Linked DNA regions of Homo sapiens: region 1 is linked to region 2. A link is a loop called in an ENCODE intact Hi-C map of the cell type or tissue named here. Cell type or tissue: heart right ventricle. All regions are shown on one strand. Links, peaks and the distances in the headings refer to the core of each region. The heading gives the core; the rest is flanking DNA. Region 1 has its middle 150 kb from the start of PHACTR3. Region 2 holds the start of LOC124904943 (a long non-coding RNA gene).

Evidence for each region. Peaks named below come from ENCODE experiments on the same cell type or tissue, not always from the same donor. Only the 100,000 strongest peaks of a DNase experiment are listed, where the experiment ranks them.
Region 1: a loop joins it to region 2, with 21 times the contacts of the local background. A loop is called at or near these places in 1 of 110 quality-filtered maps.

The regions. Positions count from the first base shown.
Region 1 is chr20:59,453,927-59,458,321 of GRCh38, forward strand. No RefSeq gene overlaps it. Among named protein-coding and RNA genes, the nearest start is that of PHACTR3, 150 kb to the right of the region's middle. In heart right ventricle, for the core only: a CTCF peak has its summit at 2,004; DNase peaks (open chromatin) are centred at 1,685 and 1,964; H3K27me3 peaks cover 1,592 bases.
Region 2 is chr20:59,061,426-59,065,820 of GRCh38, forward strand. LOC124904943 (a long non-coding RNA gene) reads left to right here and starts at 2,025. Exons shown (of 2, transcript XR_007067680.1): 1 at 2,025-2,214; 2 at 2,362-2,781. RefSeq lists an enhancer at 2,024-3,223. In heart right ventricle, for the core only: no CTCF peak of the experiment used is centred there; a DNase peak (open chromatin) is centred at 2,496; H3K4me3 peaks cover 802 bases; H3K27ac peaks cover 1,482 bases.

The DNA of each region.
Region 1 (4,395 bases), core at 91-4,090, 390 kb after region 2:
AAAGCTGATGAAGTGGGGAAAAGGATCCAGAACAGATGTGTTTCCTGTACACATTTCAAATGTGCCGGGCAGAGGCCGGCGGAGGCCCTATGGGACGCAGAGAGGCCCTGCTGTGTTGAGGTCCCAGCTGCCATTTTGCCTGCCTTCTTGGGCTCCAGGATGTTGGCCTCAGGCTCCCCGCTGACCAACCCTGTTTGGGGTTAAGTGAACACCGCTGGACAGACGTCAAGTCATGAGAAAAACTCCATCCTGAGAGTCATCTTAAGCTTCTTGGGATTTCAGTATGCCCAATTGATTCCAGCTGGTGTCAAATCAGCATATTTTGCCTAATTACATTCATTTTTGCAGGTGGTCGCCATCGGTTTCATTTACAAGAACTCAGAGTAGCCCCAAGAAATGAACTAGATAGCTGGCAGAGCAGTCCACAGTGGGGAAAAAGTCTGTTTTTGTGAACACTGAATTGACATATGCTTTTCCATAAACCCAGGCTTGCAAGGAGTCGTGCTCATGGCCTCCTTGTCTACTTTCCATCCCTCAGTCTCTCTCTCTTTTTAAGGCATAAATGTGAAAAGAAAACAAATCTCTCCTCTCCTATCTTCCCCGGCCCGACTCAGGGATTTGAACGCTGCTCATTGCTGGCCCAGCTGAACCAGGGGGCCCAGACCTTAGCCTCCTTTGGAAGACTGCCATGTAAATCAGTGGCCTACACCAAGTTTTCTCAGTAATGTGAGTCCTTCCTTTCCCTAAAAATGGGAAATGGGGCCTCCACAGGTCATCAAAAATGTGGCTTAAGCCTGGTGTGGTGGCTCATGTCTGTAATCCCAGCACTTTGGGAGGCTGAGTGGGTGGATCACCTGAGGTCAGGAGTTCGAGACCAGCCTGGCCAACATGGTAAAACCCCATCTCTACTAAAAATACAAAATTAGTTGGGCATGGTGGCACATGTCTGCAATCCCAGCTACTTGGGAGGCTGAGGCAGGAGAATCGGTTGAACCTGGGAGATGGAGGTTGCAGTGAGCTGAGATGGCACCACTGCACTCCAGCCTGGGCGACAGAGTGAGACTCCGTCTCAAAAAAAAAAAAAGAAAAAAGAAAAAAAAAGAAAAAGAAAAAATGTGGCATAAAAACAGAACATCTGGCCAGAGATCATTGTTTAATGGAATCCTCTCCAAGGGTTCTCTCTCTTGCAGACCCGTCCAGGGCATTTCAGAGAGAAGAGCCTCGAAGCCCAGCCCGGAGAGGCAGACCAGAAACAACTGAAAGCAGGCCGGGGAAGATAGGAGAGGAGAGATGTGTTTTCTTTTCGTATTTAGGCCTTAAGATCCAGCCCATGTCAGCCTATCTCCTCCCCAATTGCGGGAGTCAGACACATGTCCCCCGGAACAGAACAAGGTGTGCAGCTGGGGAGGAGACGTGCCACTGTCTAGCTTGGGGCCCACCTGCCATGTAGCTCCCAAATAACATAGTGAAGTGGTTAAAGGGCACTTGTTCTGGAGCCAAGTGGACCCAGGTCCAAATGACAGCTTTCTGACTGACTTTCACTCACTTACCTGGGACCTTAGGCAAGTGACTGGTAGCACTGAGGTCCTGCAACATGTGGGCAACCCTATCTCCCCCGGGGGTGACTGTGAGATCAGAGGAAATGTGTGCAAAGCACTAGCACAGGGTGAGGCTTTGGCACACAGTGCACTGGGCTGGCTGTGATACATGGTAGCTGGCACAAGGTCAGGTCTCAGACTGCTGCAAGTATTACAGGGCAGTGAGACATTGTAGCCATTGCAGTTATCATCAATATTCCCTAGCTCTGATAATTCTCTCTCCTCACCCCAACCTGTGGGAGTATAGAAAATGGGTACTAGCAGGAAAAAAAGCCCAGGGTTTGGCAGGATTCAGGCCATTTCAGGGCTGTTTATGGACAGAAACTTCTCAGTCTTTGGATCACGGCAAGGAAATTTTTTTCCAAATCCTTGGGTAGCTCATTTGTGAGGCAACAGCACCCTCTCTGGTCGGAAAGCAGCATTTTCTCTAGAATTTTCTCTGGGGGCTTCAGGGCACCTACACCCAAAAAGTGAACAGGTGTGTAAATGAGTGTGGTGTGGTCTTTATCCAAGGAGGTCAGGGCAACCTCAGCATCTCCCCCTTATCTGTGGGCGACTGCATCCATTTCTTCCCCCTCATTCTTCCCAGCTTTCATTGCTTCTGAACTGCTGACAGTGGGGACAGTGGGGACAGTGGGGAGGGAAGTATCTGTGTCTGAGGAGCCCGCAGTACCCCCTCTCAGGCTTAGCCACACTGGCTGCCTGCTCCAGTTCCACCCTCGGGGCCAGCACTTACTCGGCATATCCGAGTTTTGGTTTGTCCTGGCCTTTTACAGTCCTGGGAACTGTGACTGGACCTCCACTCACACTGACCTCTCCCCAGCACCCTTCTCCACCACCACTACAGAAACTTGCATGCTATTTGGTTTGGAAAATTCCAGAAGGCCCGACTCTCCTGTGGGTCTGTGTCACCCCTGACCAAGTCCCAGCTCTGAGGTCTCAGGCAGGCCAAGCTGCCTCTCTGAGCTCCTAGAGCCTCAGCCCCGGAGGGGCAGTGGTGGGGCATTCACAAAGTAATCTGTGGTCATACCTGGCTCCAGCAAGCCCACAGGCTGTGCCTGCCATGCCGACACGCCCCTTCACACTGCCAGCAAGTGGCTGCGTGGTCCTGTCTCGGGGGCTTCCCCCACCTGTGGTCCGGGTGTTGTCCCATTCAGCCTTGTGACATCTCTGCGAGCTCCCCTTCTCGTTGCCAACCTACCCTGAGAGATGCAGCTCAGAGAGAGGAGCGGGCCCAGCCTGCTGGGGGTGTCCCTCCAGTCTAGAGCGAGACTCTCACCCAGGCCCCCCATGGCCCAACAGAACCCTGGGGGCTTCCAGGCCCCACACCCGCTGCTCCTCACGACCCCTTTTCTCTGTCTCCATGGAAGCTTGGAGATACAAGTTGGAGAGAACAAAAGCTCGGGGGCCCTTCCCGGCCACTCCCAGCCCGGCTCCCTGGGCCTCCGCCCGCGGGCTGACAGCACAGAGAAGCTTCAGGAGCGGTTCAGCTTTGCTCTCACCTGCTCTCTTGAGCAATCTGTGATGGCTGTCAGAGAAACGCCTGCTTTAATTAGTTCTTCACTGATTACTATTAAGTGGCACGTTATGTAATTATCCCAGGGCAGGCCCCAAATGGAGTCTATTTCAAGCAGTTACCTGAATTTTGTGAATGAAAATTATGGTGATTCCATCTCGACTACACCACCCGGCACCCAATCAACACATATAGTGGCAAACCCAATAACCCTCCAACGGGCGGTGAACAATGCCATGGCTCCTGCGTCCAGGCTGCCTGGCAGCTCACGGGATGCTCACAATGGCCCTGACAAGTGTTTGTCTCACAGGTTGGAAAACTGAGGTTCAGAAAGAGTGGGTAATTTGCCAAAGTCACACAGCTGGGAAGTCACACAGCTGGGACTGGAGCTCAGGCAGTCCAGCTCCAGAGTCCCAGCTCCTAACCTCTATGCAGTTTAGTTAGTGACTACAACTGCTGTTTATTTAGTGGCTTATGTTGTTAGTTAACCACAGAGATAGATGATTTGTACGCATCATCTTTCCTAATCCTCACTACCAAGTGGAGGTGGTATTATGCCCATCGTACAGATACAGAAACTGAGGCACAGAAAGATCTAGCTAGCTGGAAGTGGCAGAGATGGTTTTCTATGGCTTGACAAGCCTCTTAGCACGTACTCTTAGCTAGGAGGCAGTACTGTGGAAAGGTTTGCCTTTGTCCAGAAATAGAAAGTGTAAGACCCCATCAGAGCTAATGCTCATTCAGCACCTGCTCCGTCCAGGCACTTCCCTTGGATCATTCAATGCCCACATCACCTTTGTGGGATTGGTCCAATTATTATCCCCCCTTTCACAGATGAGGAAACTGAGGGTAAGAGGAACTGGGGGAAAGACTTTGTGAAGGTTCCACAGCTGGTGTGTAGCAGAACCAGGACATAAGGTTGCTAAAACCACAGCCTAAGCTCTTAGCTGTCACTCTATCAGTTACCAGGATTAATATCACCACACACGGCCTGACCTCTGTTTAGGAATGTGCTTTGGCCAGAAAATGAATTCTAAATTATTGTTCCTTCAGGATGGGCAGTAGGGTACTAAGAACACACTACTTCTTCACTGGCCTTTGCTCTGAGAAGAGGGATGTGCTGGACATGTAGTTGCCTGGGACTGGGGCGCTGGGAGGTGATTGGCTCATGGAACTGGTGGTAAGAAAACCCAGGATGTACATTTTTTTTTTTTTGAAACAGAGTCTCTCTCTGTCGCCTAGGCTGGAGTGCAGTGGTGTGATCTTGGCTCACTGCAACCT
Region 2 (4,395 bases), core at 122-4,121:
GGTTAATATTTAAAGAAACCACTTTAATATATACCAATAATGTGGAGGGTCTGATGAACAAAGAAACAAAGGTCATAAGTGGACGATTAACACAAGAGCGAGGAGTAAACGAACATATGGAGAGATGTGGGGCTTCTGGATTGGGTAAAGACATGCCACGTGAGGTAACAGTGGGGTGCCATTTAAACTGTTCACACGAGTGATATGTTTAAAAAGATGCATATTGCTGCTAACGCTGCAGTTGTACTAGTAACTGGCATGGTATAGTTCAATTATTTTACTTGCTTATAATTTTCTCTTGAACAGACATAGGAGAAATATATATTGGCAATATAAAAGTAGAATAATAAAAATGTTTTTGCCTTTTTGCCCCATAATCCTGTATTTGAGAAGAAGCATGGCATGGGGAAGAGAGCATGGAATTTCGAGTTGGAAATTCTAGGTTTGAAGCCAGGTTTTAATACTTGCAAGCTGGGCAATCCCGGGAAAGTTGCTTAATTTTCTCTCTGGTCCTTAGTTTTCTCTTTTGCAAAGTCAGGATTATCATATGTGCCTCAGAGGGTTTGGCTGAAGGTTAAATGCAATAGCCTGGGTATAAATGGAAGAACTTAACATTTCTATGGCACTTTGTTCCTTTGTTCATGAATCTCAGTTTCCTTGTCTGTAACATGGGATAATAATACCTGTCTCACAGTCAGAAGAGATAATGTATTCATTCACACACGGATTCATTCATTCAACCTTGAGGGTTTAGGAGTGACTTGGTGCTGACCTAGGTGCTGGCCATACGGAGGCAGATGAAGCAAACCCAGTCAGCCATTCCCTTTCCAGCTGGAGCTGAGTCCAGAGATGGGCTTGTCATGTGGTCATCATGCCACAGGTCTCAACAAACACAAACACGCTGTAATTAGCTAGGATGACTCTGCCATCCAGGGCACATTCAGTGCTCCTCAAAAGAGAGTCCACAGTTATATTTCTTTTGTGTGTCCTCTGTATAGAACAGAGGCTCAAATGAATATTCCATTCATCGGGTGCATGCATGCATAAATGTCTACAGGAGGGTCATTTGTTTTAATGAACAATCTGAAGTCACCTAAATGTCCAATATAAGAGGAGTGGCTAGGCCAGTGGGATTGTAATCACACAGCAGAAGACTTTGCAGTCATTAAAATGGAAAATTCTGAGCATCACAAAAGACACAGAAAAATATCTGATATAATATTACACAGGAACAAAAGTAGAATACAAAATGACACGAACTTCACAATTATAAATATATGTCCAGAATCAGAGGGAATATTGAAAAGCAAACATTTTATTACAGCAGTGAGATTCTGGGTGAATTTAAAAAATTCCTTTTATGATGTGAAAATATTGTGTTAGCAATAAAATAACAACTACCAGAAAGAAAATGGCTGCTGTGCAGAGAGAAAAATAGATGAATTTATTAAATTTTTTTGGTTGAAGTATAACTTACAAATGGTAAAGTGCACCTAAATGTACACTCAATGAATTTTCCCATATACACACCTGCCTAAATGTACACTCAGCTAATTTTTCCATATGTGCACACCTGCCTAAATGTACATTCAATGAAGTTTTCCATATGTATACACCTGCCTAAATGTACACTCGATGAATTTTTACGTATATATACACCTGCTTAACCTCCACCCAATTCAAGTTATAGGACATTAAAAATGGGTGATTTTAAGTGGGAGAAAATAGCTTTGGTGTATGTTGTGAGGGTGGACATAAAATCAATAGACAGTATTATTTTGCAAAAAATATCAGTCTTCCTAATGTGAAGATAAAATGTTAGAATACATTAAAACAGCAGAGAATGTAAGGCCCATTTTTAGAGGGAGTTCAGAAGTTGATAGATTATCCGAGGAAAACAAAGTGAACAGACTTTTTTCCCCCTTTTTATACTAAACGGCCCAAATGGAGGAAAATCACTTTCAAATGATTACATATAATATGCATAACGACAAATCCGACACTGCCAAAATCATATGCACAACCTCAGTTTTCCTTCCGGCAAGATAAACAAATCGACACCGATAAATCTGAGTGGAAACAGGGCTGTCAAATGTTATCTTCCGGACTTGGGATTAGAAACAAGGGGAATGTCGCAGAAGTCATTTGGCACCAGGAGGGCTGTGCATGCCCTTGTCTCTCTGCCTCATCCTTTGCTGCACTTTCCTCCAATACGTGAGTACATATGTATATATTTCTCTCACAGCCCCTCCTAATTCCCAAACCACAAACACCGAAGCCTTATATAATTTCACTGTGATTTCTTTTCTGTTTTTGATTTATCTGAAGTGTTGCTTGACTGCTTTATCTTTCTCTACACAGCCTCTTAAATTGCTTCAGCAGATCTAACCTCTCCAGAGACCGGAGACAGGCACAAAGCTTTACGCCGGACACTGCCAGGCCCACGTCCGTGTGGGCGTTGAATGGATGCTACGTGATGGCAGAATGAGTCACTGAGATTTAGGCGGAGAGTTTGGAGGAAGGTGCTAATGAAAAGGGCTCTGGTGCTGCAGGAGACATACGCAGGTCAGGAATAATGACGTCAGCCCGGAGCCAGTGTTTAAAAATAGTGAAGCTCTTCTATGAATCAAAATGATTCTATGGGGAAAAAACTAAACTGGTGATGGAAGGTTATATTGCTTTGTAAAAGAAAAAGTAATTTATGCTCGACTTCAAGAAAAGCAAAAGTTACAAATCAAAATAAACTCAGAAGTGCTTGAAGTAGGCAGAAACTCATCAAAACAGTTGGAGTGAACTTACCATGTTCTGTACACTAACTAAAGAAAATTGCTAGGGGATAGTGAATAGCAAAGATGCCTGGCTTCCTTCCCTATCGCAGTCACCTCTGCAAGTAGGATTACCAGCTTCTGCTTTGTGACAGCTTTTGCTGTTTCTGATGGGTCCTTATGCTGAGGGTACAGTCGACAGACCATTCACTGCTGAAGCTGTCAGAATTAACCCCAAAGAAAAACGGAGCTGAATAGGCTTTATGATTACATAACATGCCTAGACTTGACCAGCCCAGGCTGTTTGTTTATATATGTCTGGCATGCCAGATTCGACCTGGCTTAAGTGGTACCTGCTTTAATTAATTTAATTGGTTTTCTTTTCTTGATGGAAAATAGAAAGATATTTAACTACTCCAAAATCTCTTCCCTACCCCATGAAAGCCTTTGTAAATTCTATTTGATGAGGTGGTTAAGTTATTCAGTGAATGATTCTATGCAAGCATATACTCACAAAAATAATATTTAAACAATACTATAGCTGACATGGAATAAATACCAAATAACTAGTCAGACCACATCTGTACTTTTACAGTTGATCTTAGCCAAAGGCTAAGAAGCAATGCACCTCTGTACTTCTAAATACAAAATCAATTCTGCAACATAAAAACATTCACCTATGGGAATTGGGATTTTGGCTTTCTTTTAGTAATTCATAAGCTTGTGGTAATAAGTATAAAAACAGGAATTACCAACTGAGTAAAAATTTTTCTATCTATAAAAACTAAGCAAAGCCAATAATTAAATACTGTAGTTTTTGAAAGTTTAGTTTTAAAATTTGTCTTTTTATAAAATTAGCCGTGATATATATTTTTAAATGACTAAATAGTACAGCAGGCTAGAGATCTTATTTATTTATTTATTTTTTTGGAGACAGAGTCTTGCTCTGTTGCCCAGGCTGGAGTGCAGTGGCACGATCTCGGCTCACTGTAACCTCTGCCTCCCAGGTTCAAGCGATTCTCTTGCCTCAGCCTCCCTAGTAGCTGGGATTACAGGCGCCGCCACCATGCCCGGCTAATATTTTTGTATTTTTAGTAGAGATGGGGTTTCACCATGTTGGCCAGGTTGGTTTCCAACTCCTGACCTCAAGTGATCCGCCCACCTTGGCCTCCCAAAGTGCTGGGATTACAGGCATCAGCCACCAGGCCCGCCCGAGATCTTATTTTTTTTCTTAAATAACCTGGAGCAACTTAATAATAAAAACAAACAAGTTAACTTTAGTTCCTGTTGTTCGCTTTATACATTATCAAGGTGTTGCCATAAAATATGAGATGAAGGTAGAAATGGTTTTAATGAGGCATGCTTGATTTTTCTTAGTTTGTTTCATGCACATTTTATCTGTATGACAAAATATCAATGTGGAATTAAATATTATACAGAAAGAGGATATAGAAAGCAAGCACATTTTATTTTTGCTTTTATTCTTTCCCATTGCACTCAGTACTATAAATGAGTTGCAAATGAGGTACAGCTACAAGTAATGAAATTGTGCTGTTTGGTACAGTTCTAATAATTTATATCAATGAAACATAGTAACCGTTGCATGGAAAGTGTGACTCCATCTACACAG